Linked DNA regions of Homo sapiens: regions 2 and 3 are each linked to region 1. A link is a loop called in an ENCODE intact Hi-C map of the cell type or tissue named here. Cell type or tissue: Caco-2. All regions are shown on one strand. Each heading gives the region's core, and the rest is flanking DNA. Links, peaks and the distances in the headings are about the cores only.

Region 1 (10,604 bases), core at 1,334-9,333:
AGAAACATTCCTGAGGACAGGCAGAGACAAAAAAGAGAGGCAGGACTACCAACCTCTTAGACATGGAAACTCTTCTCCGTAACTCAGCCAAAAATTGACCTCAAATCAGAGTAGTTGCTTAGCAACAGCATGCTGTAGGATGTAAGTTCTTTAGGTATACTGGGAACAAGCCCTTAGGCAGTGTTCTCACACTTCCAGGATAATCCATTTGGAACCCCCATCACTTGGGACAGGCAGAGCTCTAATCATTCACATGAGCTGAGGTAAACCTGGGCTTAACATGTCACCTAGAACTAAAGTGAATGCAGTGACTTTTCGGTAAAGATTTTCTAAGCAAATATATTCCATTAAAAAAAGACAGAAAAAAAATGGAACAAATAATCCTTCAATGCAAAGGCATGCATATATTCACAAGAAACAACAGAGAACAGGGAACCAGGACCTCTCCAAAAGGACAATGCAAAAATCTAGTGATTGACACTAATAAGATAACCCAATTTCTGAGCTCTCTGACCCAGAATACAAAATAGCAGTTTTAAGAAAACTTAGTAATGTCTAAGTTAACACAGGAAGTTATTTCAGAAATTTATCCGAGAAATTTAACAAAAAGGTTAAAATAATACAAAGAAATCAATCAGAAATCTTGGAACTAAGAAATGCATTTGCTGAATTCAAAATCCATTAGAGGTCTTAAACCACAGAATGATCCAAGCCCAGAAAAGAATCTGTGAGCTCTAAGACTCGTTATTTTATTTTTAAAAAGTCAAGAGAGAATAAAAAAGCAAGTGCCACCTACAAAATATAGAAAATTACTTCAAAAGACCCAGTCTAAGAATTATTGGTGTTCAAGAGAGATGTGAGTAAGAGCAAGGGTAGAACGCTCATTCAAAAAAATAGTAACAAAAAACTTTTCAAAACTTGAGAAACATAAAATGTCCAGGTACAGAAAGGTCTTAGAACACAATGCAAACCCAAATAAGACTACCCCAATTAACAAAATAATCAAAGTCACAAAGGACAAAAAAAAATACATTAAAGAAAAAAGATTGAAATCAGCAAGTGAAAGCAAATAACATATAAAACAGCGCCAATATTTATGGAGATAGACTTCCCAAAAGAAACTATACAGACCAGGAAGGACTGGAATGATGTTTTCAAAGTGCTCAACACAAAAGGATGCCACCAAAAAATATTGAAACAAAAATAATTATCAATCAAATATAAATGAGAGATGAAGTATTTACCAGGCAAACAAAACATAGAATTGACCACTGAGCTAGTCAGAGGAGAAGGAGGTCCCCAGAGAATCTCCAACAAGCCTGTGCACTGGGAGGAATGTGCACTGGGGTGGAACCTCAGGAATTTTGCACTGTTTGCAACAGGGAGGAGCCCGGCAAATATCCCATGTGGAACCTGGGATTCAAGCTGCTAGTGGGAAGCACTCTGGCAGGGGTCTCCAGCCTTGTGGAAGATCCCTGTTTCCCCTTTTTTTTTCCTTTTCACCCAATAAAACCCTGCTTTACTCACCTGTTGAACCATCTGCCAGCCTAAATTTTCATGGCCCTGAGATGGACAAAGACACCATTGCGTTATTTAGTCCACCTATTTACACTGTAATGACATCTGCTTTTTACCATTAATCTTTAAGCCTCTTCCTATTTCTCAAAGATTAAAGTCACGTGAACTGAACGGTACCACAGTTTTTAACTTCTCTTTAAAAAATATTAGATGCAAGTGTTTGTCTTTTTCAGGCCAAAATCATTTAGAGCTCTTTCTGCAGACATTACACATAACACACACGCAGACAGGCAGGAGAAAACCCAGTTCCTGGGTGGGGTTTTATAAGAGCCAGGCCAAGGAAAACATGCAGATATCAAACCTGAAAAAGAGTCAGTCCCTAAGGCAGGATAAGCCCCTACTTTGTGCAACAAAATGCACAGTGCAGGTGAGTGTGGCTGTTTCCTGCCAATTAAGTGAAGCCCAAGCTCCCTGGTTCATGGATAAAAGCCTTGTTAGTATCCATGGCATAGATGAGGTCTAGGGACTCCCAGACTACTGAAAGCAGGGGAGATAGGGTGTATGTGGGTAAGTGGGTAAGAGTGAATGTTCTCACCCCCTAGGCCCCACTGGTTCATGGGTGCATGTTGCTTTGACACCTGTTTCAGCACATACCAAGGTTACCAGCACTCGGGGAAGCAAGGACGGAAGAAGAAAAGAGGATGCTCTTTCTCCCTCATGTACCCCAGGTATCTGCTAGAAAGAGAAGAGAACTAGGGACACCTGCCACCCTCTTCCTAGGTGAGTAGCCATTCACCTTCAGTCTGTACCCATTTTGAATGCATCATGACCCCCTGGGACTTCTTTAAAAGGTGCCTTCTTTTTCCTTTCTTCTCCTCTGTTCTCTCTTCACGGATAGGTAATTATGTCTCCGTATTCTGGGACATTCCCCTCAGATGCATCTTCCAAACTGGAAAGAGTTAACTTTCCAAACCTTAAGCTGGTTGGCTAAAGATTGGGCCCAGAAGAAGGGAACCCAGAAGACCAACATGCCAGCAAAAGGGTATTTTACCAGTCTGGCTTTTGGCCTTTCTCTCCCTGTGCAAAGTGATAAAAGGCCTCAGAATTTTTGAGCTATCCTTACTCCTCCCCTTGTTTCATTTTGATACATGTTTTCTAATAACCTAGTTTGTCTGTTCTTGCCTTCAGGGCATCAAACTCCAAACAATAATGCAAGCAGAGTCTCTGACAATGGCCCTTTCTGCTGGGGGAACTCTTAGATAGGCCTGTGAGTGAGCTCTGACCACCATTTCCCAAAAACAGCACCCCTTGTCAGCAGGAAGCAGTAAAGATTGATCTTCCTTATGCTCTTTCAAATAGCATTCAGATGTACTTCTTTACAAGGGGGAAAGAGACAGCCAGGTAGGAGGTGGTCCCCAGAGAATCTCCAAAGAGCTTGAACACTGAGAAAAATGTTCACTGGGGTGGAACCTCAGCAAGTTTGTGCCATTTGCAGTGGGGAAGAGCCAGGCCCCTCCTCTTTCTGTGTGGAAGCTGGGATTCAAGCTTTGAGCAGGAAGCACTCTAGCAGGGGGACTCTGGCCTTTCAGAGTCCTCGACATTCAAACCATCTGTGAGCCTAAATTTTTGTGGCCATGGGACAGACAAGGATCCCATCTTTAGCTGAACTAAGGAAAAGTCCTGAGACTCCACCACCAGACCCATCTTGCAAAAAATGCTAATGGGAGCTCTTCAGTCAGAAAGAGTAAAACACTATCATGCAAAAAGTAACTTTTCAAGGTATAAAAACAAGTGGTAAAATTGAGTACATGCAAAAACCCAGAATAAGCTAGTACTGAATTTGTGTTCTGCATTTCACCTATCCCAGAAAACATAACAACTATAGCAACCGGTTAAGAAACAGATGATATACAAATATGTAAATCAAGATAACTATGAGTCAAAATGGGTAGGTGATTGAGTTAAAGTATATACATTTTCTGTGACTTTTGCCCTTATTTATTTTATAATTTTATTTGCAATCTAAGTTGTGATCTCTTTAAAATAACATGCCATATCTCTAAAATGGTTTTCTGTAAGTCTACTGGTAACCACAGTTAAGAAATCTATCATTGATGTACTTAAAAAGCAGCAACTTGAAATATACTACCAGAGACAATCACCTAATTATGAAGAAAGACAGGAAGGAAGGAAGAGAGGAGTCTAAAAACAAACAGTAAACAATCAACAAAATGGCTCTAGTAAGCCTTACTTGTCAATAATAAAAATGGATGTAAATTGTCTCAGTTCTCAGTTAAAAGACATAGAATGGCTGAATAAAGAATCATGCTGCCTTAAAGAAACCCACTTCACTTATAAAGCCATACATAGACTGAAAGTGAAGGGATGGCAAAATATATTCCATGCAACTAGAAACCAGAAAAGTACAGGTGTAGTTATAAACAGATTACAAATCAGACGGGAAAAAAAAAACAAAAAACAAAGACAGTAACTACATGATAATGAAGGGGTCAGTTTAGCAAGATTTAGTCATTATACTTACCAAAACCTGAGCTCTCAAGCATGTAAAGCAAACATTAACAGACCTAAAGGCAAAACTAGCATGCAACACAGCAATAGTAGGAGACTTTAACACCCCATTCTCTGTAATGGAAAGATTATCCAGGAAGAAAATCAACACAGAAACATCAGAGTTAAAGTACACACTAGATATGAAGGGCCTAACTGACATATACAGAAAGTTTCACATAATTGCTGTAGAATAGACATTCTTTTTATTAGCACAAAAAATGTCTCCCTTAATTCTATGATAGGCTACCAAACAAGCCTGTACAAATTCAAAAACACAAGTATCATATGAAGTATATTTTCTGACCACAATGAAATAAAACAAAAAATAAATTAAAAGAAGAATCTGGAAAACAGACATGAACACATGGAAATTAAACATACTGCTAAATGACAAACATGTCAATGAAGTTATTAAGAAGAAAATTTAAAAATTTTGTGAGACAAATGAAAATGGAAGTACAGCATACCAACATCTATGGAAGATGGCCAAAAAAACTGTAAGAAGAAAGTTTCTTGTAACAAACATCTGTATCAAAAAAGTTGAAAGACTTCAAATAACCTAATCCTATACATCAAAGAACTAAAAAAGCAGGAACAAACCAAACCCAAAGCTAATAGAAAGAAAGAAATTATAAAGACCAGAACACAGTTAAATAAATTTGAGGCTAAAATAAACACAATACAAAAGATCTATGAAACAAAAAGTTGTTTTTTTGTGAAGATGATGGAGAAGAAAAGAGAAAATCAGTTAAGTAAACAATTAAGGCTGGTCCTCAAAAATGCTGCCTTCCTGAAAACTCACAACTACAGGAAAAATAGAGCAGCTTGGGGAAAAACTCAGACTGCAGAAGCTGCCTGCCTAAAAAAAAAATCACAGCTACAGTGCACCTGCACAGATAAGCCACAGATAAGCAGGCAAGGCATGCAATGTCCAGCATAGAAACCCTTTGCTCTTTGTATGATTAGTAAGCTCCCAGGAAAAAGTGTCCTCCCCTTTTCAGACATGTACACAGTGGGCTCCATGGGAATTTGCAAAGAGAGGAGGGGGGTGTACCTAAAACAAACCCATCATTATACAAACGCAAGAAACAGCACTTTGTGCTTTCCTGGAGACATATCCACAATGACAGAGAATAACTGGGAGATATGCAGGCGGTTTTATAGATAAGAAAAGTTACTCAGTTACAGAGATGAAACTATGCAGGCAGTTTTATAGATAAGAAAAGTTACTCAGTTACAGAGATGAAAGCAGTTCCTCATAAGAGCTTTTGAATACAACCGTAACACAGCAACCATCAGGGAACCCTCTCCACTGCCGAGAGCTTTGTTTTTTTGTTATTAAATTTTTGCTCCAACCTCACCCTTTGTAACCACGCTTCTTAATTTTTTTGGTCCTGAGATCACAAGCTCTGATAACACCTTAGACAACCAGACCAGTGACCCTGACTTGTTTCAAAGATCAATGATGTTAACAAACCTTTAGCTAAGTTAAGCAAGAAAAACATAGACAAGATGCAAATAAAAACCATCAGAAATGGAAAAAGAAGAGACATAAAAACTGAGACCAAAATAATACAAAACTATTAGAATTGTTATGATAAATTAATAGTAAACCTAGAAGAAATATATGAATTTCTGGACTCAAAACTTACTAAGATTGAACTATAAAGCGGTTGAAAACATCAAACAAATAATAATGGGCAAGGGATTGAAGCTGTTATTGAAGTAATAAAATGTCTTTCATCAAAATAAAAAGGTTCAGAAACTTATGATCCCACTTTTGAATTATACCCAACATGTAACAGCTTGATACCAATCTGACTCAACCTTTTCAAAAAAAAAAAAGAAAAGAAAAAGAGAAATAAAAAAAAAAGGGAATAATTCAAACTCATTCTATGAGGATAATGTTACTCTTACACAAAAACAAAGCATGGGCATAACAAAACAATAAAACTACAAGCCAGTATCACTGATGAGTATTGATATGGTTTGGCTCTGTGTCCCCACCCAAATATCATCTTGAATTGTACTCCCATAATTTCCATGTGTTGTGTGAGGGACCCTATGGGAGTTAATTTGAATCACGGGGACTGTTTCTTCCATACTGTTCTCATTATAGTGAATGAGTCTCATGAGATCTGATGGTTTTATCTGGGGTTTCCACTTTTGCATCTTCCACATTTTCTGTTGCTGCTACCATGTAAGAAGTGCCATTCACCTCCTGCTCTGATTCTGAGGCCTCCCCAGCCATGAGGAACTTTAAGTCTAATTAAGCCTCCTTTTCTTTCTTTTCTTTTTTTTTTTTTTTTGAGACAGAGTCTCGCTCTGTCCCCCAGGTTGGAGTGCAGTGGCGCGATCACGGCTCACTGCAAACTCTGCCCCCCGGGTTCATGGCATTCTCCTGCCTCAGCCTCCCGAGTAGCTGGGACTACAGGTGCCCACCAAGGCGTCTGGCTAATTTTTTGTATTTTGAGTAGAGATGGGGTTTCACCGTGTTAGCCAGGATGGTTTCAATCTCCTGACCTCATGATCTGCACGTCTTGGCCTCCCAAAGTGCTGGGATTACAGGTGTGAGTCACCACGCCTGGCCAAGCCTCTTTTTCTTCACAGTATCTGGTTTGTCTTTATCAACAGTGTGAAAACAGAAAAATAGAGTAAATTGGTACTAGTAGGGTGGGGCATTGCTGAAAAGATACCCAAAAATGTAGAAGCGACTTTGGAACTGGGTAATAGGCAAAGATTGGAACAGTTTGGAGGGCTCAGAAGAAGACAGAAAAATGAGAGAAAGTTTGGAATTTCATAGAGACTTGTTGAATGACTTTGACAAAAGTATTGGAAATGGTATGGACAATGAAATCCAGGCTCAGGTTGTCTTAGATAGAGATGAGGAACTTGTTAGGAACTAGAGCAGAGGTGATTCTTGTTATGTTTTAGTAAAGAGACGGGTGGCATTTTGCCCCGGGCTAGAGATTTGTGAAACTTTGAACTTGAGAGAGATGATTTAGGGTATCTGACAGAAGAAATTTCTAAGCAGCAAAGCATTCAAGAGGTGACTTGGGTGCTGTTAAATGCATTCCTTTTTGAAAGGAAAGCAGAGCATAAAAGTTTGGAAAATTTGCAGCCTAATAATGCAATAGAAAAGAAAATCTTATTTTCTGAGGAGAAATTCAAACTGGCTGCATGTATTTGCATTAGTAATGAAAAGCTGAATGTTAATCCTCAAGACAATGGGGAAAATGTCTTCCAGGAATGTCAGAGACCTTTGCAGCAGCCTCTCCCATCACAGACCCAGAGGTCTAGGAGAAAAAAATGGTTTCCTAGGCAGGGCTCAGGGTCCACATGCTGTGTGCAGTCTAGAGACTTGGTGCCTTTCATCTCAGCCACTCCAGCCGTGGCTGAAATGGGCCAATGTAGAACTCAGACCATGGCTTCAGAGGGTGGAAGCCTCAAACCTTGGCAGCTTCCACATGGTATGGAGCCTGCAGTACATGGATGTCAAAAATTGGGGTTTGGGAACCTCCACCTTGATTTTAGAAGATGTACGGAAACTCCTGAATGTCCAGGCAGAAGTTTGCTACAGGGGTGAGACCATCATGGAAAAACTCTGCTAAGGCAGTGTGAAAGGAAAATGTGTGCTGTGAGCCCCCACAGAGAGTCCCCACCAGGGCACTGCTTATTGGAGCAGCAAGAAGAAGGCCACCATCCTCCAGACCCCAGAATGATACATGCACAAACATCTTGGACCATGCAACTGGAAAAGCCATAGACACTCATTGCCAGCCCATGAAAGCAGCCAGGGTGGAGGCTGTACCCTGCAAGGCCACAGGGACTGAACTGCCCAAGACCATTGGAATCCTCCTCTTGCATCAGCATGACCTGGATATGAGACCTGGAGTCAAAGGATATCATTTTGGAACTTTAAATTTTTACTGCCCTGGTGGATTTTGGACTTGAATGGGTCCTGTAACCCCTTTATTTTGGCCAATTTCTCCCATTTGGAATGGCTATATTTACCCAATATCAGTAACCCCATTGTATCTAGGAAGTAACTAGCTTGCTTTTGATTTTACAGGCTCATATGTGGAAGGGACTTGTCTTGCCTCAGATAAGACTTTGAACTGTGGACTTTTGGGTTAATGCTGAAATGATTTAAGACTTTGAGGAATATTGGGGAAGGCATGATAGGTTTTGAAATGTGAGGACATGAGATTTGGAGGGGCCAGGGGTAGAATTATACGGTTTGGCTCTGTGTCCCCACCCAAATCTCGTCTTGAATTGTACTCCCAAAAGTTCCACATTTTTGTGGGAGGGACGTGGTGAGAGTTAATTTGAATCACGGGGCAGTTTCACCCATACCATTCCTGTGGTATTGAATAAGTCTCATGAGCTCTGATGATTTTATCAGAGATTTCCGCTCGTACGTCTTCATCATTTTCTCTTGCCGCCACTATGTAAGAAATGCCTTTCACCTTCCGTTATGATTCTGAGGCCTCCCCAGCCATGTGGAACTCTAAGTCCAATTAAACCGCTTTTTCTTCCCAGTCTCAGGTATGTCTTTATTAGCAGTGTCAAAATGGACTAATACAAGTGTAGATGCAAAAGTCCTCAAAAAATACAAGCAAACCAAACTAATAATACATTAAGAAGATAATTTTCTAGGGTAACACAGAATTCGTGCAAGGGAGGAGGGAAGGATGTTTCAATACATGCAAATCAGTAAACATGACCCACCGTATTAACAGATCCAAGAATTATAGGATTATTTCAGTACATGCTAAAAAAAGCCCATAAAAATCCAAATCCCTATATAATAAATTATAATGGTTTTAGATCACCAAACCATCAAAATGACTTTAGAGGAAACATTCTCCAAAATGATAAAGGCCATATATGATCCATGACTAAAATCATACTGAACAAGAAAAAAATTAAAGAATGTTTCCTAGGGACTGGAACAAGAGAAAGATGCCCACTGTCAGTCCTCTTATATAACATAATACCAGAAGATGTTGTTAGTGCAATTAGGAGCAAAAAATAATAATAATAAAATAAAGTGCATTCAAATTGGAAATAAATAAGTCAAGTTATTCTTCATTGCATTTGACATAGTATAATATCTAGAAAAACCCAAGGATTTCATTTAAAAATTGTTAGATCTGATAAATAAATCAGTAAAATTGTTCTCTGTAAAATCAGGAAAATCAAAATCATATCAAGTATCTTCTTAGACCATAGTGAAGTAAAACTGGAAATCAACTCCAAAAAGAACCCTCAAAGCTATATAAATACATGAAAACTAAGTAATTTGCTCTTCAATGATTTTTGGGTAAAAATCAAGATGGAAATTAATAAATTATTTAAAATGAATGATAATAGTGACAGAGTGATCAAAATTTCTGGGAAACAGCAAAAGTAGTGCTAAGACTAAGGTTCATAGCATTAAATGCCTACATCAAAAAGGCTGAAAGAGCACAAATTGACAATCTATATTGTCACAACTCAAGAAACACTAGAAACAAGAACAAACTAAACCCAAAGCCATCAGAAAGAAAGAAATAGGAAGGATCAGAGCAGAACTAAATGAAATTACAACAAAAAATACAAAAGGTAAGTGAAATGAAATAAAAAGCTGGTTTTTTGAAAAGATAAACAAAATTAATAGACCATTAGTGAGATTAACCAAGAAAATAAGAGAGAATATCCAAACAAGCTTAATTAGGAATGAAGCAGGAGGTATTACAACCAATACCAGAGAAATCCAAAAAATTATTCAAGGCTACTATGATCACTGTTACACACACAACTAAAAAATTTAGAGGAAATAGATAAATTCCTGGAAGCATAAAACCCTTCTAGATTAAATCAGGAAGAAGTAGAAACCCTGAACAGACCAGTAACAGTGGGATTGAATTAGAAATTAAAGAAATTACCACCAACAACAAAATATACAGGTCCAGAAGAATTCAGAGCTGAATTATACCACACACTCAGAGAATAATTAGTATCAATTATTCCCACTGAAATGATTCCCAAAAATAAAGAAAGAGGGAATTCTTCCTAAATCATTCTGTGAAGCCAGTATCTAGAAAATGATATAACAACAACAACAAAACTACAGACTAATAAATGACATAACAAAAAACAAAAAAATCTACAGACTAATATCCCTGATGAACAGAGATGCAAAAATTCTCAACAAAATACTAGCTAACTGACTCCAATAGCACCTCAAAAAGATAATACATCCTGGTCAAGTGAGTTTCATCCCAGGGATACAGGGATGTTTTAACATATGCAAGTCAATAAATGGAATACATCACATAAACAGATTTAAAAACAAAAGCCACATAATCATCTCAATGGATGCAGAAAAAGTATTTGATAATATGCAGCAATGCTTTATAATAAATACCTTCAACAAATTAGGCATAGAAGGGACTTACCTCAAAGTAATAAAAGCCATATAGGACAAACTCACAGCCAACATTATACTCAATGGGGAAATGCTGAAATTC
Region 2 (10,604 bases), core at 1,416-9,415, 300 kb before region 1:
TATCCTTTGGAGTATAAATAAATCAATTATTAAAAATTTAACTTATTAAAATTAAAAATTTTGTGCTTCAAAAACCATCATCAAAAGTGTAAAATGTTAGCACACCCAGAATGAAACAAAATATTTGCAAATTATGTATCTAAGATTATATCCATGAAACATAAATAGTTCTTAAAACTCAATAATAAGACAAGTAGCAAAGTTTAAAAATGTTCCAAGGATTGGAATACGTGTTTTTCCAAAGCCATATATGGTCAGTAAGCACATATAACAATGGTCAACATTTTTAGCTGTAATGAAAATCCAATCCAAAACCACAATGAAAGATCATTTCACACCCACTAAGAAGGCTATAACAAAAAGATAATAACATGTGTTGGCAACAGTGTGGAGGAATTGGAACCCTCTTGCACTGTTGGTGGGAATGACAAATGGAACAAGGACTTTGGGAAACAGTTCAGCAGTTCTTCATAAACATACAGTTCCCACATGAGCCAGCAATTCCACTTATAGTATCAATCCCAAATAAAGAAAAACATGTTTATGCAAAAACACGTGTAGCAATGTTCCTAGTAGCCATAATTGGAAACAATCAAAAGGCCAATGAACTGATAAGTGAACATATAAAATATGGCATATCCATACTATAAAATATTATACTGCTGTAAAAAGAAATGAAGTATTAATACACACTACAACATGAACGAATCTAAAAACTATTTTAAAAAACCCAAAAAATTATGCTCAGTGAAATAAGTCGTTTACACAACACCCTAAATTATGTGATTGCAGATGATGGCTTCGTGACTCGTAAGCATTCTAAATATATTGGGATTTTAAACCTTAAATAGGTGGATTTTAAGTCGTGGAAATTATATCTAATTATCAAGCCTGTTACAATAATGAAAAGAATAAAAATGAATTTTTCAGCAGGAAAATAGTTATACTTTTAGATATTTTGGATGTTTAATTAAAACATTTTATCATATTTCTTTAAGTTTATCCTTCTTTTCTACTGTGGACTGATCATGAAATTTTTTTAAAACAGTCTTTTTTATATTATCTATATTACTTGAAAATTATTTTTGTGTAAAAAATTGTTTCACTATTGGATACCCATTAAATGTACGGAGTTCTAAAAACAGTTTTTAAACAACTGCTCAAAAATAAAAGAAGATTTCAGATTGGTTACATCATTTAAATTCTTTCAAAATTAGTCTCTTGAAAAAAGGATGAAACTCATACTATTGAGAAGATAAGGTATCTATAAATACCACCTAGTGAAAAGATATTGTTATACTCACAAAGGGTCATTAATTATTGGCTTCAAGCATTGAGCAAGTCTGTACTAGACATTGTGCGGAAGTCCAATCTAATAGCTGTGCCCTTGGCCTTCATGTGTGCAATGTTATGAGGTTGATCTGCAAGCAATGGAATGTGCACCATATGGATCCCATGGTAGATTGCCTTGTAGATGCCATTGGATCCACCATGAGTTATAAAAGCCCTGGTTTTTGGATGAACTAGGATTGGATAAATTTTAGCAATATTACTCATAGGAATAAAATGAGAAATGCACAACAAAACACGCAAGTGACAGTGTTTTCTAGCTAAAACATTGAACTAAATTAAAATTGTGTTTCAGACTTCAGAGGAAGGAGCACATACTTCTGCTGGAGATATAAGTGAAAGCTATATGTTTTGTGTGACTTCAGACTGAAAAAAAATTAAACAAGATTACCAGTTGGACTAAAGAAACAATGTGATCTAAATTAAATGCGAAAAAAAAAGAAAAAGAATCAAAGAAAAGAGAAGGACATGTAAGAATGTGTTCTCCTAAGTGCAGTCACGGAATGTGATATGTGAGATGTGCAAGGCAGCAGGCAGTGGGGTGGTGGTGGTGCTATGATTGAGGAAGGACAGGTCACACTTCGTCACGAAATGAGTCATCACTTTATGATTAAGATTAGGAATTTAATCCTACAGAAAATTCAGACTTCCTGGTGATAGCAGAAGAGCTGTTTTATTAGTGACATTTGAAATAACCCTGCATAAAAAGAAAGAACAAGTGTAAAGTTATAGAAATAGGAGACAAAGAGACAATCTATGACGTTAATAAAAAATTCTGCAAGAAATAATAACACTTGAAATAAAAATACCCTGATTCTGACCATAAAGACTGTGAATGTATATCATAAAATGCCAGCAATTATAGCTTATTATGTTCCCCGAAGGACTGGAAAATAAATACAAAGAAGTTTCATTTTATTTATAAGTTTTTCCATAACACATTTTGAATAAGCTTATTTCATGATTAATTATTCACACTCTAATGGGCTGGTACTAATATATTCAGTATTTCTACTCCAGAGTCATACCAAGAAGGTCATTCTGGGGTATCCACTTGTACACTCGAGTATTGAGTCCCAAGCCATGTGGTCTATTCCCATCAAATCTCCACAGAACCTGCTACAGTAAAAAAAATATCTTATTCCGTTAGTAGAACTCCAAAGTTAGAGAATGTTAGGACTCTAAAGAGATTAAGAATGAGATCAGGGATGTTAGGTAATAAAACTACTCAAAGACTGATGTAAATAGAATGCCAACATTTCATTTTCTTAACTTCTATAATTAGTTAAGCATATAAGGAAGTCAGGATTTTCCAAATAATAGCTTAGAAAAATGAGATTATAAATGAAAAGTTCAAGTATTTAAAAAATTGGTATGCTTTACAAAAGAAGACCTATGTGTGGCCAACCATCATATGCAAAAAGCTTACCATCACTGCTCATTAGAGAAATGCAAATCAAAATCACAATAGATACTATCTTGCACCGGTCATAATGGCTATTATAAACTTAAAAAGTAATAGATGCTAGCAAGATTGTGTAGAAAAAGGAATGCTTATACTCTGTTAGTGGGAGTTTATGTTGGTTCAACCATTGTGGAAGACAGTGTGGCACTTCCTCAAAAACCTAGAGGCTAAAATACAATTCAACTCACCAATCTCATTAGTGGGTATATACGCAAAGGATGATGAATGATTCTCTTATAAAGGCACATACACGTTTATTAATAGCAGTAGTATTCACAATAGTAAAGATATGGAATCAACCTTAATGCCCATCAATGATTGACTGAATAAAGAAAATGGAATGGGATATATATACACCATGGAATATTATGCAGCCATAAAAAAGCAAGATATGTATTTTACAGGACATAGATGGAGCTGGAGGCTGTTATCCTTAGCAAACTAGCATAGAAACAGAACCACATGTTCTCACTGTTAAGTGGAAGCTAAAAGATGAGAACACATGGAAACATAGCATGGAACAACATACTGGGGTGTATTGGAGGGTGGAGGGCAGGAGAAGAGAGAAGATCAGGTAAAATAACTAATGGGTACTGGTCTTAATGACTGGGCGATTAAACAATGTGTAAAACAAACTCCCATAATACAAATTTATCTATGTAACAAACCTGCACCTGTACCCCTGAACTTAAAATAAAATTTAAAAAATAAAATAAATTTAATTTTAAGCACACAAAAATTCTAAAAAATTGTATGTATGAAAAATATTTAAATAGTCATTATAATTCTAGTGAGAATAAGCAGTAACAATTTAGTAATGACCTATATGCTTATTTTATTTTATGTATTTTATACTAGTTTTCATCTTCCAAATTAAATATTAATTTATTCATTTTTGGTAATATAGGAAGTAATTCATGTATTTCTGCTTGTCTATAAGTTATTATGTTAGGGTTTGGTGTTCTTTGATTGACAAAAAAGCAAGTTGATAAAATAAGCTAATTGTAAGAAATAATGCTACAAAGGTAGCATGTATAACTTCTTTGAAATTATGAATTATCAAGCACTACTTCCAGGAGAAATTTCAAGGGACAATTTCTGAGACAAATTCAGAGTATTATCAGTATTGCTAATTTTTGTTGTTTTTTTTCAGCATTGAAATGAGGAACCTGCTGGTATCATAAATAAAGATATAGCTGTTGAACAAATTCAAAATCATATTTTTCTGAATTTGGTCAACAGATTGTTAACACTTAGACAATGTGCTACAAAGCTTTGACAACAGTGATTAATATGTTCTACTATAGCCAAGACATTCTTATGTTTAAGTTACTAATTTTGGAACTCCCAAGCAATCCTCATAAACTGATAAATAATTTACAGTGTTTTACTTGTTATATCAGTATTAAAATAACTGGTTTTTCAGCAAAAAACTTTAGTGGAGGTCATTGCAAGAAGACTATATCAGATAGGGAGCTAAAAAGTAATTGACAAATACACAAAAGTCACCGTTTTATTCTATACAGAAGAAAATATGTTCCTACTATGTATTATAGAGGGAGCATCTGAACCTATTCCCCACCTGGCTTCCTTCTGTTTGACTCCTTCCTATATTTTTTTCTGCTGCCTCCATTGGGAAGAATTGTTAATCTGATAGTTAGTGCTGAGTCCTTGTGGGGCCACATTTTATACAGCACAGGATCCACCTTCAGGTCAGGATCCATTTCCATCCTTTTTCTTTCATCTTCCTGTTTTAGACATTGGCTGGGCCCAGTCCAGCAAGGGAGGCTGCTTTTTCTCTTTTTCTAAATCTACCTGGCTAGGTGAGAACTTGGACTAAGTCTGTCAGCCTAGGCCATTCTTTCTCTGAATAGTACCCTGAACATCACTCAGATGGGCCTATTCCAAAATGTGGAGGAACTACATGAGGCCAGATTACATGGCAAGCCTAAACTGCATGATGCATGTTAGACATTTTGAAATACCTGTTATTGTTATTGTGCTAGTGAAGTCACCCATTAAAATGTAACTTCTTCTGATAACATCTATAGTGTGTATAATTTCCTCAGGAATCCTTAAACATAAGGATCAGATGACAGGGAAATAATTTGGTGATATCTCTTATGTGACCTCAATATCATGATAATATCAAAACTTTACCTACGCCTCTTAATATATTTCTTCCTGTTCACAATATTAGTACCAAATTTATTATCCATGATTATACCCTTTGTATTACTTTAGCATCTTTCATGTACATTTCTCATTTTGAACTAATATCTGATAATTAGTGCTTTCCCAAGAGCTACATTTCCAGGAAGGAAATTTCTATAATTGGATTATTTATAGACTTTAACAGCCTCTTTTGGTAGTTTTCCATACCGTAAGGAACTTTATCTATCCTTCTGTGGATCTTGGCAAGGGCTGATGCAATTACATTGGCCCTTTCTTCAGACATGTTGCTGATCATTGACCCCAGAGAAAACACCACAACACCATTTTCTCCAGAGCTCTGGATAAATTCTTCCATTTCCTGTGAAAAAAGAATTTGTTCCATCACAAAAGAGTAACAGCACAGCAGGCACTACTGAAAGAATTGGTACAAATTACTAAAGAGAGAAAATCAAGTATTATCAGGAATTATTGGAGGAAATTATGTCTTTTAACTGACCCAATCATTCAGTTTCTTATCAAGAAGATGTATAATATGAGATAGGTAGCCTCTACTAAGTGTGTTTATGTAAATATGTGTGTGTGCATGTTTGTGTGTGTGTGTAAGAGAGAAATGAAATGGAGCTATTACATAGTAGTCAGGGAGATAATGTTAGAAAACACTATACCCAGACTCTTCACTTATAATTTTACAGTTACTAATATAGGTTCTTGGAAAGTGGCACTACTTGGCTTTAATTCTATATTGTCATTCTACTAAATCACATATCTTTATTTCAGGCAGGTTTTCTTATTGGGGGAAACAGCCCCCAATATTTCAATGTAGATTCTTTTCTATTTTCCCTAAGTATCAGCCAGTCTGAGAAATAAAGGGAAAGAGTACAAAAGAGAGAAATTTTAAAGCTGGGTGTCCGGGGGAGACATCATATGTTGGCAGGTTCCGTGATGCTCCCTGAGCCACAAAACCAGCAAGTTTTTATTAGTGATTTTCAAAGGGGAAGGAGTGTACGAATAGGGTGTGGGTCACAGAGATCACACGCTTCAAAGGCAATAAAATATCACAAGACAAATGGGCAGGGCAAGGTCACAAGGCCAGGGTGAAAATAGAATTCCTGATGAAGTTTCATGTCCCACTGGGCACACATTGTCATTGATGACACATTATCAGGAGACAGGGTTTGAGAGCAGACAACCAGTCTGACTAAAATTTACTAGGCAGGAATTTCCTAATCCTAATAAGCCTGGGGGCACTACAGGAGACCAGGGCTTATTTCATCCCTTATCTACAACCATATAAGACAGACACTCCCAGAGCAGACATTTTAGCCCCGCCCCCCCCAATGCATTCTTTTCCCAGTGCTGTTAATTATATTCCTTACTAGGGAAAGAATTCAGTGATATTTCTCTTACCCGTTTTTGGTAATAAGGGAAACATGCTCTGTCCTGCCTGGCTCCCAGGCAGTCAGACCTAATGTTTATCTCCCTTGTTCCCTGAACATTGCTGTTATCCTGTTCTTTTTTCAAGGTGCCCAGATTTCATATTTTTCTAACACACATGCTTTACAAACAATTTGTGCAGTTAATGCAATCATCACAGGGTCCTGAGGCGACATACATCCTCAGCTTATGAAGATACTGGTATTAAGAGATTAAAGCCAGGTATAGGAAATTATAAGAGTATTGATTGGGGAAGTGATAAATGTGCATGAAATCTTCACAATTTATGTTCTTCTGCCATGGCTTCAGCTGGACCCTCTGTTCGGGGTCCCTCACTTCCTGCAACATTTTCTATAGAATTGTTTTAGTTTGAAGCTATCAATGGTTTTCTTCCCTAACTATAAACACTGAGGAAACGTTACTCACAGTTGGGGTGATTTTTTGTCTACATTTATCTTCCTCTGTAATCCTTTACACTTCACTAAAATTTTGTCAGAGTTTCCCAGTTTTTTTTCAAAAAAGAAAAAAAGTAACAGTAAAAAGTGGTGGTTAAGAATCACTGACATTCTGGAGTCTGGTTGTGGTTTGGAATTTCTATGAATTAGTACTGAGAGTCTCATTTATAATACTGAATTGTACAGTATATAGTTAGATAGTTGAATGATCATATTTTTCAGGTGATTCTTTAGGTGGAATAACTTTTCCCTGAAATCACACTGTTAAATTGATGTTCTATTTATAACTGCCTGTGAGGAACTCTCATTGTCACTTTGTTGTGTCTCAGAGGCAGCAGCACTTGCACCATAATGGGAGAGGCCACCAGCGCTTTCCACAGGGGAGATCTGGTCACCCTCATGAGTAGCTCACTCACACTACACTTCTTGGTGAAGATGTACTTGGCTAAAATTGATTGATATTTACTCTGATTTGCTTTCTCCAATCTATGCCAATATTTAAATTTAAAAACTTTCAGTTTTAATCATTAGGGTAAAACTTTTTTGAACTGCTGTTTATAAAACAAAGAAAAAAATCCAAATATTGACTGTGAAGACCATATATTGCTGTATTTTTTTTCAAATATGATTTTTAATCTTAAGACATCAATGTTAATGTGAGAGTCATTGTACTACTATTCCAGATAATACATGGGGCATCTAGACATTTTGTGTGATTGCAGTTACCTGTTGCCACATTTACTGTAACTCGTGTTCAGGGTTTACTCTCACTGGCTTGATGCCCAGAGCCTTCTTCATCCACCCAGTGTTGAAGTAATCTAACTTCTGTTTACTGATTCATCACTGATGTGGACTGGTTGTTTCAGACTCTGTGACAACTTCATAAAAATAATACAAAATCACTGTAAGTAATTTAACAAAAGTATGAAAAGTTTCATAAAGAAAAGGAAATATTTCTAAAATTTCTATCTAGAGATATTACCAATGTAAAATATGTATATTCTCATCATGGCTTTTATTCTATTTACACATGTACACTCATGACATTTATTTAGAAAGTTTTAACCTTATTGTATATACATTTTCCTCTTACAAAAAATTTGTCATCTTGTTATATTTATCATTTTCTACTACACTTTACTCGCATTATGGCTCACAGTGTAATTGAATATTTGATTGATAAAATTATTGTAAGGCTATAGTATGCATATAGTATAAGTTTTTAGTCATTCCTTCATTTAAGATGTTGGATTATTTCCAATGTGAATTTTATGAATATTTTCCATAAATATTAAATGTGCACATCTTAATTCATTTTTTTCTCAGTATGATTACATGAAACTATATTATTAAACCAATGATTATGTGCATTTTTAAATCACTAGAAATATTTTGCCAAATGTCTTTTTCTCTTAAAATATAGACATATATTATGAGAATCTAATATTTAATTTAAAAGAAAACAACTTGGGTTAACAATTATTCTACATAATAAACAATTAGAGAACCAATTTTACAACCATTGACTTGCATTCAAATCTTTCTGCAAGTTAATAACAACAGCTACTATTAGTAATTATCACTATTATACTACTAGTCATCCTTTTTCTTATCCTTCTACACCTCCTATTCTCTTCCCCCTCCTAGTGGCACTATCACTTTCCCTTAATATGAATAGGGAAATCTTTCAATAGTAGGGTAGGGTGCCATAGAATTTTTATTAGTCTTACCTCAGCTTTTGTCTCTTTAGAAAGTCATAAAGCACATACAATTCGCATTCAACATAGATATTGTATTTTACCCATGGAATAAATTCTCAGTTTTATGTAGACAAAAATCTTAAGAGATTACTTAATAATGTATTAAAGAATGCTTACTTTCTACCTATGTCTTAAAAGTATGATACTAATTTAAAATGCATGAGGTTCTTGTGTTCCTTTACAAAGAACATCATCTTCTAAGTAGACAGAATTCTTTAATTATGGTAAACTAAGTTTACTACTATTCAGATACAAGTGATAGAAATTATTTGGCCTTTATAATACGTGCATCATTCATTTTCTCCATGCTTCTCTGTAGGGAGCTTTGGCGTCTAGACACAAGTTCAACCAGGATGCTGTACTAAGTTGCTTGTCATAAGGCTGAAAACACCTGCTCTAATAGGGCATGTTTCTGTTCTAAGATGTAAACGTCAGATATCTCAGTGTAGAATGAGTTACATCCTTGAGTGAAATCAAGTGAACACTGGGTTTGGCTGCAAATATTATTAAGGATACACATTTATATTGTTGAGTAACTATTTTCTTTTTAAGATAGAATACTTAAAATCCTCATAACTTACAGTAGAATTTTAGAATGTCAACTTACGCATCTTACTAGCAAAACTAGTATGCCTACTTTTATTCAAGTCCACAATATATCTGTCCTCCACGACTTTTCAAGAGAACATAATCTTGATGTGCTGAACAATCTGGTTCTATTAAATGAAGAATGGTATCTCAAGTGACTTGCACATGTTAAGTAATTAATAGTGTTAGTAATCATAACAAAATAACCATAATTGCAAAATTAATATTTCTGAATCACTGACTATATAACAGAGAGATTTTAAGTGTTTTGTGTGTATTAACATTTTTTCCACAAAACACAATATGAAGTGGGTACTATTACTGCAAATGTAGGCATAATTACTTCTAGTCCAACATTCTAATCCACTTTTCCATCATCTGCTACCAGATTCCATGCAAAATTTCCCAAATGGTCTGCTCTTTCTTTGTTTCTTTTTTTTTAAATAACCTTATCATATATCTTCATTTCCTAACTCTTTTTAGTAGTCCCCAAAGGTGCTTAATAAATATTTTAACTCCTAATAAGTATCAGGCTCTAACTTGTCTCTCAGCATCATCTGATTCTCACTCAGCCTGTCCCTGCAAACTAAACTTGGAGTCTTGAGAACTTTCCTGAACACTTTACCTTTTTTTCTTTTTGTGTTTTCTGCCCTCCTCATTATTTCACCAATTTCTGCACATTGTTCAGCTGTCAGCTTCATTATCAGTGCGTCCAGGATACTTTCTATTATCTCCACTGATGCTATCTTGGCATGAGATAATAGCTTTTGCACAATTTTTATTACTTATACATATTCTATCTTTTGAAATAGAATGTAATGTGTGTGGGGACAGAAACTGTGTCTATTTTTTTTCCTCTTGCCTGTGGTTTTTGTTAAACTTTTATAAACATTCTCTTAATGAATGACCAATACCTTCTTACGTGTTGCATAATCAAGGCTTTAATTTAACCAACCCTATTTTCAAAGTCTCCTTAGTATCCCTCTGTATCTATAATAATGATGAAACTCACGTACTTGTGATGGTATCGATAAATCAACAAGTACAAGAGTTCCTAATTGCTATCTGCTTTACCCCACCCACTTCCCATCTTTCTTTCTAAGTCAGACACTCTGCAGGAAGACGGTAGAGTCATTCCTACTAAAAATTCAAAGCTAACAAAACCGAATCAACAAAATTATCTTTACCTTAGGTAGGGGTTTGGTAGATTTGCAGTGGAGTCCTCCAACAAATTCAACATTTGGTAAGAGTGGATGAGGAAATTGAAAATTCCAGGAGTTTTGAATAAGCCATATGTATGTCAGCTTTCTCCATTGTCTCAGATAAGGTAGTGGGTCTTCCTGAGAGGAAAAATGAAAGAAAAAGTGGATTACACAA
Region 3 (10,604 bases), core at 1,106-9,105, 230 kb before region 1:
AGAGACCTTGTGTAGGAAAACTCCCATTTTTGAAACCATCAGATCTCATGAGATTCATTCACTATCACGAGAACTGTGCAGGAAAGACCTGATATATAATTCAAGACCTTCCACTGTCTTCCTCCCATGACACATGGTAATTTTGTGAGTTACAATTCAAGATAAGATTTAGGTGGGGACACAGCCAAACAATGTCATCCAGTCTTAGGAAGTTCATTATAGTAGTGTGAGAATGGACTATTACAGTAAGTTGGTACTGAGGTAGTGGGGTATGGCTATAAAGATACCTGAAAATGTGGAAGTGACTTTGGAACTGGATAACAGGCAGAGACTGGAATAGTTTAAAATGCTCAGGAGAAGATAGAAATATGTAGGAAAGTTTGGACCTTCCCAGAGAATGGTTGAATAGTTTTGACCAAAATACTGATAATGATGTTGCCAATGAATTCTAGGCTGAGGCAGTTTCAGATGGAGATGAGAAACTTTTGGAAAACTGGAGCAAAGGTAACTCTTGCAATGCTATAGCAAAGACATTGGCACCATTTTGCCCCTGCCCTAGAGATCTATGAAACTATGAAGATGAGAGAGATGATTTAGGGTATCTGGCAGAAAAAAAAATCTAAGCAGGAAAGAATTTAAGAATTGACCTGTTTGATTTTGAAAGCATTCATTCTTATGTGTTCACGAAAAGACGGCTTGAAATGGGAACTTATGTTAAAAAGGAGAGCAGAGAAAGATTTGTGGTTGAAAGTTTGAAAGATTTGCAGGCTGACCATGTAGTAGAAAAGAAAAACTCATTTTCTAGGGAGGAGTTCAAGCCAGCTTCAGAAATTTGCATGAGTAATGAGGAGCCAAATGTTAATCACAAAGACAATGGGGAAAATGTCTTCAGAGCATGTCAGAGTTCTTAATAGCAACCCCTCCATCACAGATCTGGGAGCCTAGGAAAGAAAAGTGGTCCACTGCTGTTCTGTGCAGCCTTGGGACTTGGTGCTCTGTTTCCCAGCCATGGCTAAAAGGTACCAAGGTGTGGCTAAGCCCATTATTTCAGAGGCTGCAAGTTGCAATCCTTGTTGGCTTCCACGTGCTGTTGGGCCTGGGAGTCCACAGAAGTCATGAACTGAGGTGTGGGAACCTCCACCTACTTTTCAGAGGATGTACGGAAATGCCTGGATGTCTAGGCAGAAATCTGCAGCAGGGATGAAGCCCTCATGGACAACCTCTGCTTGGGCAGTGCTAAAGGGAAATAAGGGGTTGGAGTATCCACATTGAGTCTGCACTGGGACACTGTCTACTGGAGGTGTGAGAAGTGGGTCACCATTCTCCAGATCCCAGAATTGTGGATTCACCAAAAGCTTGCACCACACACCTGGAAAAGCCACAGACACTCAACACCAGCCTGTGAAAGCAACTGGGAGGGTGATTGCACTGGGCAAAGCCACAGCAGCATAGCTGCCCAAGACCATGGGAGCTCACCTCTTGCATCAGCATGACTGGATGTAAGACATGAAGTATAAAGGAGATCATTTAGGAGCTTTAAGATCTAATGACTGTTCCACTAGATATCTCATGTACATGGGGAGTATAGCCCCTTTATTTTGGTCAATTTCTCCTATCTGAAATAAGAGCATTTATCCAGTGCCTGTACCCTCATTGTATACTGGAAGAAACTAATTTGCTTTTGATTTTACAGGCTTCTAGGTTGAAGGAAATTGCCTTATTTCACATTAGGTATTGGATATGAACTTTTGAGTTAATGCTGAAATGAGTTAAGACTTTGGGGGACTGTTGAATAGGTATGATTGATTTTGTAATGTAAGGAAATGAGATTTGGAAGGGGCCGGGGGAAATGCTATGGTTAGGCTTTATGTCTTCACTAAAATCTCATTATAAATTGTAAACCCCATAATCCTTATACATCAAGGAAGAAACCACATGGGAGGAAATTGGATTATGGAGGCAATGTGCCTCCCGTGATAGTCTTGTGATTGTAAGTTATCATGAAATCTGATGGTTTTATAAGTGTCTGACAGTTTTTTCCCTCACACACTCATTCTCTTGCCTGCCACTATGTAAGATATGGCTGCTTCCCCTTCTACCATGATTGTAAGTTTCATGAAGCCTCCTCAGTCATGTGGAACTGTGAGTCAATTAATCCTCTTTCTTTTATAAATTATCCAGTCTTGGGAAGTTCTTTCTAGCAGTTCGAGAATGGGCTAATACATAAGGATTTAGTCATAAATTGTTTCCAAAGGCGAATGTCCAGAATGGTGTCTTCTAGGTTTTCCCTTAAGATTCTTACAGTTTGAGATTGTAGAGTTAAATCTTTAATTCATTGCCTTAGGCCATTCTTGCATTGTTATGAATTAATACATGTGGTTGCATAACTTATGAAGTAAGGAATTATAATTGGCTCACAGTTTAGTATACTGTATAGCATGACCCCAGCATCCACTTCTAGTGATGGCTTCCTGAAGCTTACAATCATGGAAGAAGGTGAAGTTAAGACTTTGGGGAACTGTTGGAAGGACATAATTGTATTTTGAAATGTTAAGACATGAGATTTGGAGGGGCCAGGAGCAAATGATATGGTTTGGCTGTGTCTCCACCAAAATCTTATCTTGAGTTGTTGTTCTCATAATTCTCATGTGTCATAGGAGGGACCCAGTGGGATGTAATTGGATCATGGGAGTGGTTTCCCCCATGCCATTCTCATAAAAGTAAGTTCTCACAAGAATTGATGGTTATATTAGGGGCTTCCCTCTTTTTGCTGCTCTCATTCTTGTCCTCGTTGCCACCATGTGAAAAAGAATATGTATACTTTTCCTTCTGCCATGATTGTAAGTTTCCTGAGGCTTCCCCAGCCCTCTGGAATTTTGATAAATTAAACCGCTTCTTTATAAGTTACCCAGTCTTGGGTATGTCCTTATAGCACATGAGAGCAGACTAATACATCATAGAAAAATCTAGTTCTTAAAAAAAGTCTTCAACTTACCTTCTCTCTCTTGCTTCCACTCTCCCTTTTACTCAAGCAAACCTCTCTAGCAAGTTAATGCTCTGAAGCCCACTTGAATAACTCTACTGAAAGCTATTTTCATTTCAACATCATGGCCATTCTGAGAATTTTCCAAACTTTTATGCTCTTTTTTTTCCTTTTAAATACACATTCTAACTTTAGGTTCTTTCCTTGCTTCTATATCTTATCATAGGCTGTTAGAAACAGACAGGTCACCTCTTGAATGCTTTGCTTCTTAGAAATCTCTTCCACCCAACACTCTAAGTCATCACCCTTAAGTTGAAACATTCAGAAAGCCCTAGGACATGATCATAATGCAGCCAAGATTTTTGGTAGGGTGTAACATGGGTGACCCTTATTCTGGTTCCTCATATCTTCCTCATTTTCACCAGGGACCTTCTCAGTGTGGCCCTCACTGTCAATATTTCTGTCAGCATTTTGGTCACAAACATTCCACCAGTCTCAAATGAGTTCCAAACATTTTCTCAGCTTCCTTTCTTCTTCTAAGCCCTCAAAACCCATCCAACCTTAGACCGTTACCCATTTCCAAAGCTACTTCCACATTTTCAGGTATCTCTATGCCAACATGCTACACTTGGTATCAATTTTCTGTGTTAGGCTATTTTTAGCATTGCTATAAAGTAATAAATTAGGCTGGGTGCTATGGTTTGAATTTGTATTCCTGTACAAATCTCATATTGAATTGGAAAAGGGGCCTGGTGGGAGGTGACTAGATCGTGGAGGTGGATTTCCTCCTTGCTGTTCTCTTGATAGTGAGTGAATTTTCATGAGATCTGATAGTTTAAAATTTTGTGTTACTTCTGCCTTTGCTTTCTCTCTCTCTCTCTCTCTCTCTCTCTCTCTCTCTCTGTCCCTCTGTCTCTCTCTCGGTGTCCTGCCACCATGGAAGATGTGTTTGCTTCCCCCTTTACTTTCTCCAGATTTTTAGTTTTCTGAGGTCTCCCAGTCATGCCTTCTGTTACAGCTATGGAACTGTCAGTCGTTAAACCTATTTTTTTCATAAATTGCCCAGTCTTACATAGTTCTTCAGAGCAGTGTGAAAATAGACTAATATGCTGAATAATTTATAAAGAAAAGAGGTTTAATTGGTTCACAGTTCTTTAGGCTGTGCAAGTTTGTCTCCAGTATCTGCTTCTGGTGAGGACTACAGAAAGCATACAATCGTGATGGAATTTATAGAAGGAGCCATTGCATCACATGGCAAGGGTGGGATCAAGAGAGAGAAGGGATGTTCCCAACTGTTTGAAGCAACCAATTATTGTGTGAATTACCTGAGTGACAGTTAACTTATCACCAAGGGGATTGTGCTAAATCATTCAATAATGCTTCACTCCCATAATCCAGTCACCTTCCACTGTAACAAAAGAGGGTCTGGTTGCTCACCACTTGTAGAAAGAAGCCAAAATAGTAAAAGCAGGATATAATAAGAAAGACAGTAAATTTTATTACTGTTGTCAGCAAAGGGGAAAGTGGCCAGAAGCACTTTCAAAATTTACCACTTCTTTCAAAATTTACTACTTCTCAATTTCTGTAGATAGGGCAATGATTTAAGAAGAAGGGCTTGGAATGCAGAAGAGGCAAGGTGGGTTCGGATGTGCCAGGTTGTGTGACACACTCCAGTGGTTTATCTTGAATTATTGTTCCATCTAGTGAAGGGGAGAACATTATGTGCTCAACCTGGTTACAAATTAATCACAGAGAATCTTGCAGTTACTCTAACTGGGAGTGAACTCCAGCCTTGAAGTAATCTCCTGTTGGGAAGAGAATTCCAGAAATGCCTGCAGCATGTTAGGATTTGATCCCTGAAGCTTCTAACCGGTATATAGTCAGATAAGTTATCATGGTGTGTGCTTAACAGGCATCTAGGTAAATTAATGTGCAGAAGGCATGGGAGCTTAAAGTGGGAAAGGAGAGTGGAGTTTTAAAGCACATTCTCATGCTCTATTTCAAGATGAAAGAATACACATCTGTTGATTGTTGGAAAGCTGTGTCTTGAGACTGGAGAGAAAGAGGAAATAAAAAAGTTTTTAAAATGTGGTTTGAAGCTAAGCTGCTTGGTTACACACTGATATAATTTTTGCAAAGGTGATTTTAATATCTCTTTTGGCTTTCATACATCTTATTCTTAAGTTTGTGGACATAGAGATAAAAAAGCGTGAAAATCAATCTAGTTTCTTCCTGCTGATAGGAGCATAGTTAAGGATTTAATCACAGGGAAATAGGAGGGAAATCACTGCTATGCAGCTATCTGCATGTACTCATGGTTGTATAACAAAGATGTTAATATTCTCACCCACAGTTCTAGTACAGCACTTAAGTGAACAATAGACTATAGGTTTTTAGAAAGACAGATTCAGTTAAATAAGAAGAGCAAACTTAAATATATCATCCTATATCTATTTAGTCAGTGTTCTAGGCCTGAGACTAGATGAGTTCAGTTAAACAAATGTTTCTCATATCTGTTTAAGGAGGCAGCATTGAAGATAAGCTAAGCTTCTGTATCTATGAAAGAAAACAGATATTTAATAAAGGCATTTATGTAGAGACAGCAGAAAAACAAAAGGTTAATGTTTGGCACAATTTCTCTATACATTAGACTTAAAGGATTTTTGTTTAAAGAGGAGGAAGGTAGTATCAATTTCACATGCTTTTTTCTCACCTGTATTACAAAGAATCAAGGCCTCAGAAAAGATGTAGTAACAATTTTATTGAGGCCAAGTCAGAAAAAGAATTAAAATATAATTTGCAAGCATTAGTTTTGGGACTTGTAACCAAGAAAAAATTCAGGATTAAGTGCACAGTGTATAAAATATTAAAAACTCAAAAATAATAGACAGGACAAATCTAACAACAGGTGTGCTATATTATTTTCCTGAAGCACAGTTTTTCTTTCTTCAATTCCCATTTTTACTGAAGAAAAAAAATAGTAGGACAAATATATTTGCATAAAGTAAAAAAAAAATTCCTATTTTACTTGGCCTGGGTTTTTGTATAAAGTTAGTCAGAATAATTATTTGCCTTATAGAATTCTTAAAATTAGCTTTGCTGGAACTTTAGTCCATAAGAAATATTAGCTTAGACTTTTCAAACCCTTCAGCCCAGCCACGGATTTATCTGTGCCTGCAAATATCAGTATGGGTTGGATGAATTTCTCACCTTGAGGTCCCAAGATAATGTGGGGCTCCTGAGACTGTCAGAAAGTGACATTCTTTACTTGCCATAGGGAAGAAATTCTTACAAGAATCGTGTAGACCAGTTAAGAGGTCAGATTTACCAAGGGGTTTTATTGGCTCTATTAGTCAACTTTGATCCCTAAAAGCAATCTGAAAGTATTCCATTCGAGTTAGAGCTTTGGTATATATTTCCTAATAGTGTCCTGTTATTAAAAAGAAAAAAAAAGATTCTTATTTAACTTACACAAATAACTATACTGTCGTAAATTAAGTATGCTTACAATGAGTCTTCAAATTCTGGAGAAATCAGGTAGAGAGAGAAATACGTTTTAAATTTTGCCTAAAGGAGTGTACTTTACCCAATTGTTAAACGTTGTATGTGGCTCAAAAGAAAAAAAAAGTTTTCTAATCTCTAAAAAGAAAAATAATTAGCTATGTTTCAAACAAAAATCCACAAAAAAAATTTTTATCTTTCATTAGTTAGGTTTGGTTAGTTTACTCATGTTGTTTTCAATATTATCTCTCTACGAAAATCTGGGAATTTTTGTCCTCTATTCTAATGTAAAGAACACCACTGTTATCAGGTAAATGAGTCACAACAACCTTACATACAATCTGCTTAAACATCTCAAATTTTGTAATCCTCTCAACATTTACAATTTTATGTTCTGATCCCAGGAGCTTTTCTTCTTTATCTTCAAACAAATTTAACTTTCTGGTAAAAATAAAATCTCCCAGAATAGGGTTGAGCCAAGATTCTCAAGCCCTTTTGTCAATCTCTATCTAAACTTGCCTCAACATTGCCACAGGCAATGTCAGCTTTCCCATTAGATTACAAATTATGCTTTAAAAAAAAAACTTATCCAATCTAAGGCAAATACAAAAAAAACTGGTGTAGGTCCCTTTGATGTTTGGGGACCAGCAGGAGCTCCCTTTGGTTCACCCCACCTTTGATAGCATTTTGTGCCCAGGTAGAAGGGGCCCACTTAACCATAGCCTTTACTATGACCAGGGTAATAGGTATATTTAGTTGAATAATATTCTGGTATTGATAAAGCCAGTCCCATATGGCTTGTATACGAAGCATATCAGTTGCTTCATCTGGGGAACTCCACCTGGAATTTTACAGGGTGAGTTGGGCAGTCTCTTTCTCAGGGTAATCAAACTTAACAATGGCAATTATTCTGTCCACTAGGCTGGTTGTTTTCTCAGGAATAAACTTTTGTGAAGCTGGGTCACATATACTCTTCAGTGATTATTTAATCCTGAGCTGTGGGACCTGCATAAACTCATGCTCTTTCATTCTGTAGCACTTAAAATAAAAAATATTGTCCTTAAAGTAGTTATTTTTCCAATCCATTATAGTAAAGGTTTCTCAGAAACTGATTATATTACTCTACAAAATGGAGCAATTTCTTTACATTACACCCTCTGGGTTTAATAGTTAACTTGGCTTTCCCTTTCCCCACATTGACTAGAGGTTCTTGGTAACTACAGGTCTCAAAAGTAGCTTTGTTGCCCTGGCTTAAGATGTGTATGTTTGTGTGTGTGTGTGTGTGTGTGTGTGTAGCTTTGAGGCTAGTGGCCTGAGCTGAGAAAGACCCACATAAATTTGGTCCAGCCTTAAGGCAAAACCCAGCACTCTTTTACTTTCATTTTAGCGATTACAGATAGCAATAACTGAGGGAATTAACATTTTGTAGTTTTCTTATTAGTTTACATTTTGTTATGCATTCACTGAACTAACTCCCTGGGAGTGTGGCTATCATCCATCTCTAAATTTCCACTGGTAACTTTGACCTTTAGTAACTGAATGCAGCCCAGCTGCAGCTCCTGAAGGTGGGTGACCGTGTAGCCACCCAAGAGTCAAAAGTTTCTCATTCCCTGAGTTTTCATTTTTCTCTTTATCCATTTGGTCTTATCTATCTATCTATCTATCTATCTATCTATCTATCTATCTATCTACCCCATCATTTTTTTTCTTGAGATGGAGTATCTCTCTGTCTCCCTGGCTAGAGTGCAGTGGCAAGATCTCAGCTCACTGCAAGCTCTGCCTCCCAGGTTCACACCACTCTCCTGCCTCAACCTCATGAGTAGCTGGGACTACAGGTGCCTGCCACCATGCCCAGCTAATTTTTTGTATCTTTTTTTGGTAGAGATGGGGTTTCACTATGTTAGACATGATGGTCTCAATCTTCTGATGTCATGATCCACCTGCCTTGGCCTCCCAAGGTGCTGGGATTTCAGGCATGAGCCACCACACCTGACCCATCCTTCTGTTTTTATAAACCTCACCCAAAAAAACCTTTGTATTCTACAACTATTTTAACTCTCAGTAACATAAATTCTCAGTGACCATACTGAGGGTTACTTAATTTAACATAACATGACTCAGATTTTATACTATTAGAGAGAATTTTGAGATTAAATTTTCCAAATTAATGTTACCAAATACTACTATAGTCATGTGAACTCAAAGGTATCCAAGCTAGCTTTTGTTAGTGTGATAAGCGCTTAACTTTTCTTTAAGTCAATTGATTAGAGCTCTTTCATATATTTTGATATTGAAATATCACTTCCACATGACGCAAGTAATATATAAATATAACAGAGATACAGACAAAGGCAGATGTTGGGAACAGGCCCCCCAATTTGGCCATAAACTGACCCCAAAACTGGCCATAAACAAAGTCTCTGCAGCACTGTGACATGCTTGTGATGGCCATGACACCCACACTGGAAGGTTATCAGTTTACTGGAATGAGGGCAAGGAAGACCTGGTCCACCCAGGGCAGAAAAGTGCTTAAGGCATTCTTAAAGCACACATAATAGCATGAGCGATCTGTGCCTTAAGGACATGTTCCTGCTGCAGATAACTAGCCAGAGCCCATCCTTTGTTTTGGCCCATTACTTTATTTCGCATAAGGAATACTTTTAGTAAATCTTATCACTGGCTTGCTGTCAATAAATATGTGGGTAAGTCTCTGTTCCAGGTTCTCAGCTCTGAATCCTGTGAGACCCCTAATTTCCCACTCCACACACTATATTTCTGTGTGTTTGTGTCTTTAATTCCTCTAGTGCCACTGGGTAAGGGTCTCCACAACTGAGCTGGTCTGGGCAGGCAGATCCAAAAAATGTTTTTCATTTGCCTGTTTTCAAAAACTGTCTCCCTTACTTCAGACTATGAATAAAAAGAAATGTTACAGGATTCAACAAAAGTTTAAGGAGAGAGTTACCATCCCAGGCCTTCTCAAAAGGAAGGAAGAGCTGAAGCAGCAGGATATAGCAGAAACTAAACTTCTACTAATCAGATTACACAGTTTAAAAAATGAAATATTCTTGCATTAACTCAATATTTTAATATAATTTTTATAACCAATTCATTAGTTTTGTATTAGTTTAATTTTAATATTAAAGTCCAATTACCAGAAAGACTATTATAATCTCTTTTTAGTTATAGCCAACTTACTCATATATATTTCATATATGTATTTAAAATAAATTTCATTTTACTAAACTTACTATGACTTACACAGATTATTCATAACATACTTGGCTTTGGGGTTTGTCTTAAACATCCATCTTCTTCAACAACCTGTTATTTTATTTTAGAACAAAAATATACAATACAAGATTTGTCTTCATGTAATCTTTCTTACCAAAGGTACCTTTTTATATGTATGTTTCTTTAAATATCTCTTATTCCCTAGTTTCTTTTGCCTTGTATAATATATACACTTTAAATAACTGTTGAACTAGAAAAATAATTGTCTTTTAATAAGAAAACATTTTTTAAAGTTTCCTTATAATTTTTGAAATCAAAAATTACCCATACATTTAACAAATATCTATTATTTAATATAGCTTTAGATTCCAAATTATATGACTTTCATTTTATCATAGTCATATAATAAATTTATTTAATAGTTTGCCTAGATTATTTATAAAAAGTGTAACAGTCATCCCTTAGTTATTTTTTAACTATGTTTATACCCTATGAATTTCAGGTATTTACCTAAGAAACTTAAGGTTAAATATATGGGTATTTTTCCAATAACTCAGGATTTAGTTGCTCTCATTAAGCCAATAATATTAAATGTTTTCTTTACTAAAAATTACACAAGCAAAGATCATTTAGTTTGGTGCTGGGTTCACAGTTTTATAAACCTTATGCCAAATTTTGGCACCTTACAATATTTGGCAGGAAACAAAAATATTTGGCAAGACTAAGTATGAAACCACTTGATCAATAAGTGGAAAGAAAAATGCTAACAATTCTTAAGACATCTCTAATATTAGTTTACCAACAATTTCAAAGCTAGTTTTTTCTTTAAAAATTTTACTTAATTCACATAGACTTGAAAAGCCATTAGGTTTATTATTTCCTTAATTTC

What was found. Peaks named below come from ENCODE experiments on the same cell type or tissue, not always from the same donor. Only the 100,000 strongest peaks of a DNase experiment are listed, where the experiment ranks them.
Region 2: it touches region 1 in a loop (5-fold over the local background); 3 of 110 quality-filtered maps call a loop at or near these places.
Region 3: it touches region 1 in a loop (9-fold over the local background); 3 of 110 quality-filtered maps call a loop at or near these places.

Annotation. Positions count from the first base shown.
Region 1 is chr4:68,727,770-68,738,373 of GRCh38, reverse strand. No RefSeq gene overlaps it. Among named protein-coding and RNA genes, the nearest start is that of UGT2B15, 62 kb to the right of the region's middle. In Caco-2, for the core only: no CTCF peak of the experiment used is centred there; DNase peaks (open chromatin) are centred at 1,363, 5,063 and 5,403; H3K4me3 peaks cover 179 bases.
Region 2 is chr4:69,030,089-69,040,692 of GRCh38, reverse strand. It overlaps the pseudogene UGT2B26P. Among named protein-coding and RNA genes, the nearest start is that of UGT2B7, 61 kb to the left of the region's middle. In Caco-2, for the core only: no CTCF peak of the experiment used is centred there; a DNase peak (open chromatin) is centred at 6,232.
Region 3 is chr4:68,957,715-68,968,318 of GRCh38, reverse strand. No RefSeq gene overlaps it. Among named protein-coding and RNA genes, the nearest start is that of UGT2A3, 11 kb to the right of the region's middle. In Caco-2, for the core only: no CTCF peak of the experiment used is centred there; DNase peaks (open chromatin) are centred at 4,768 and 7,188.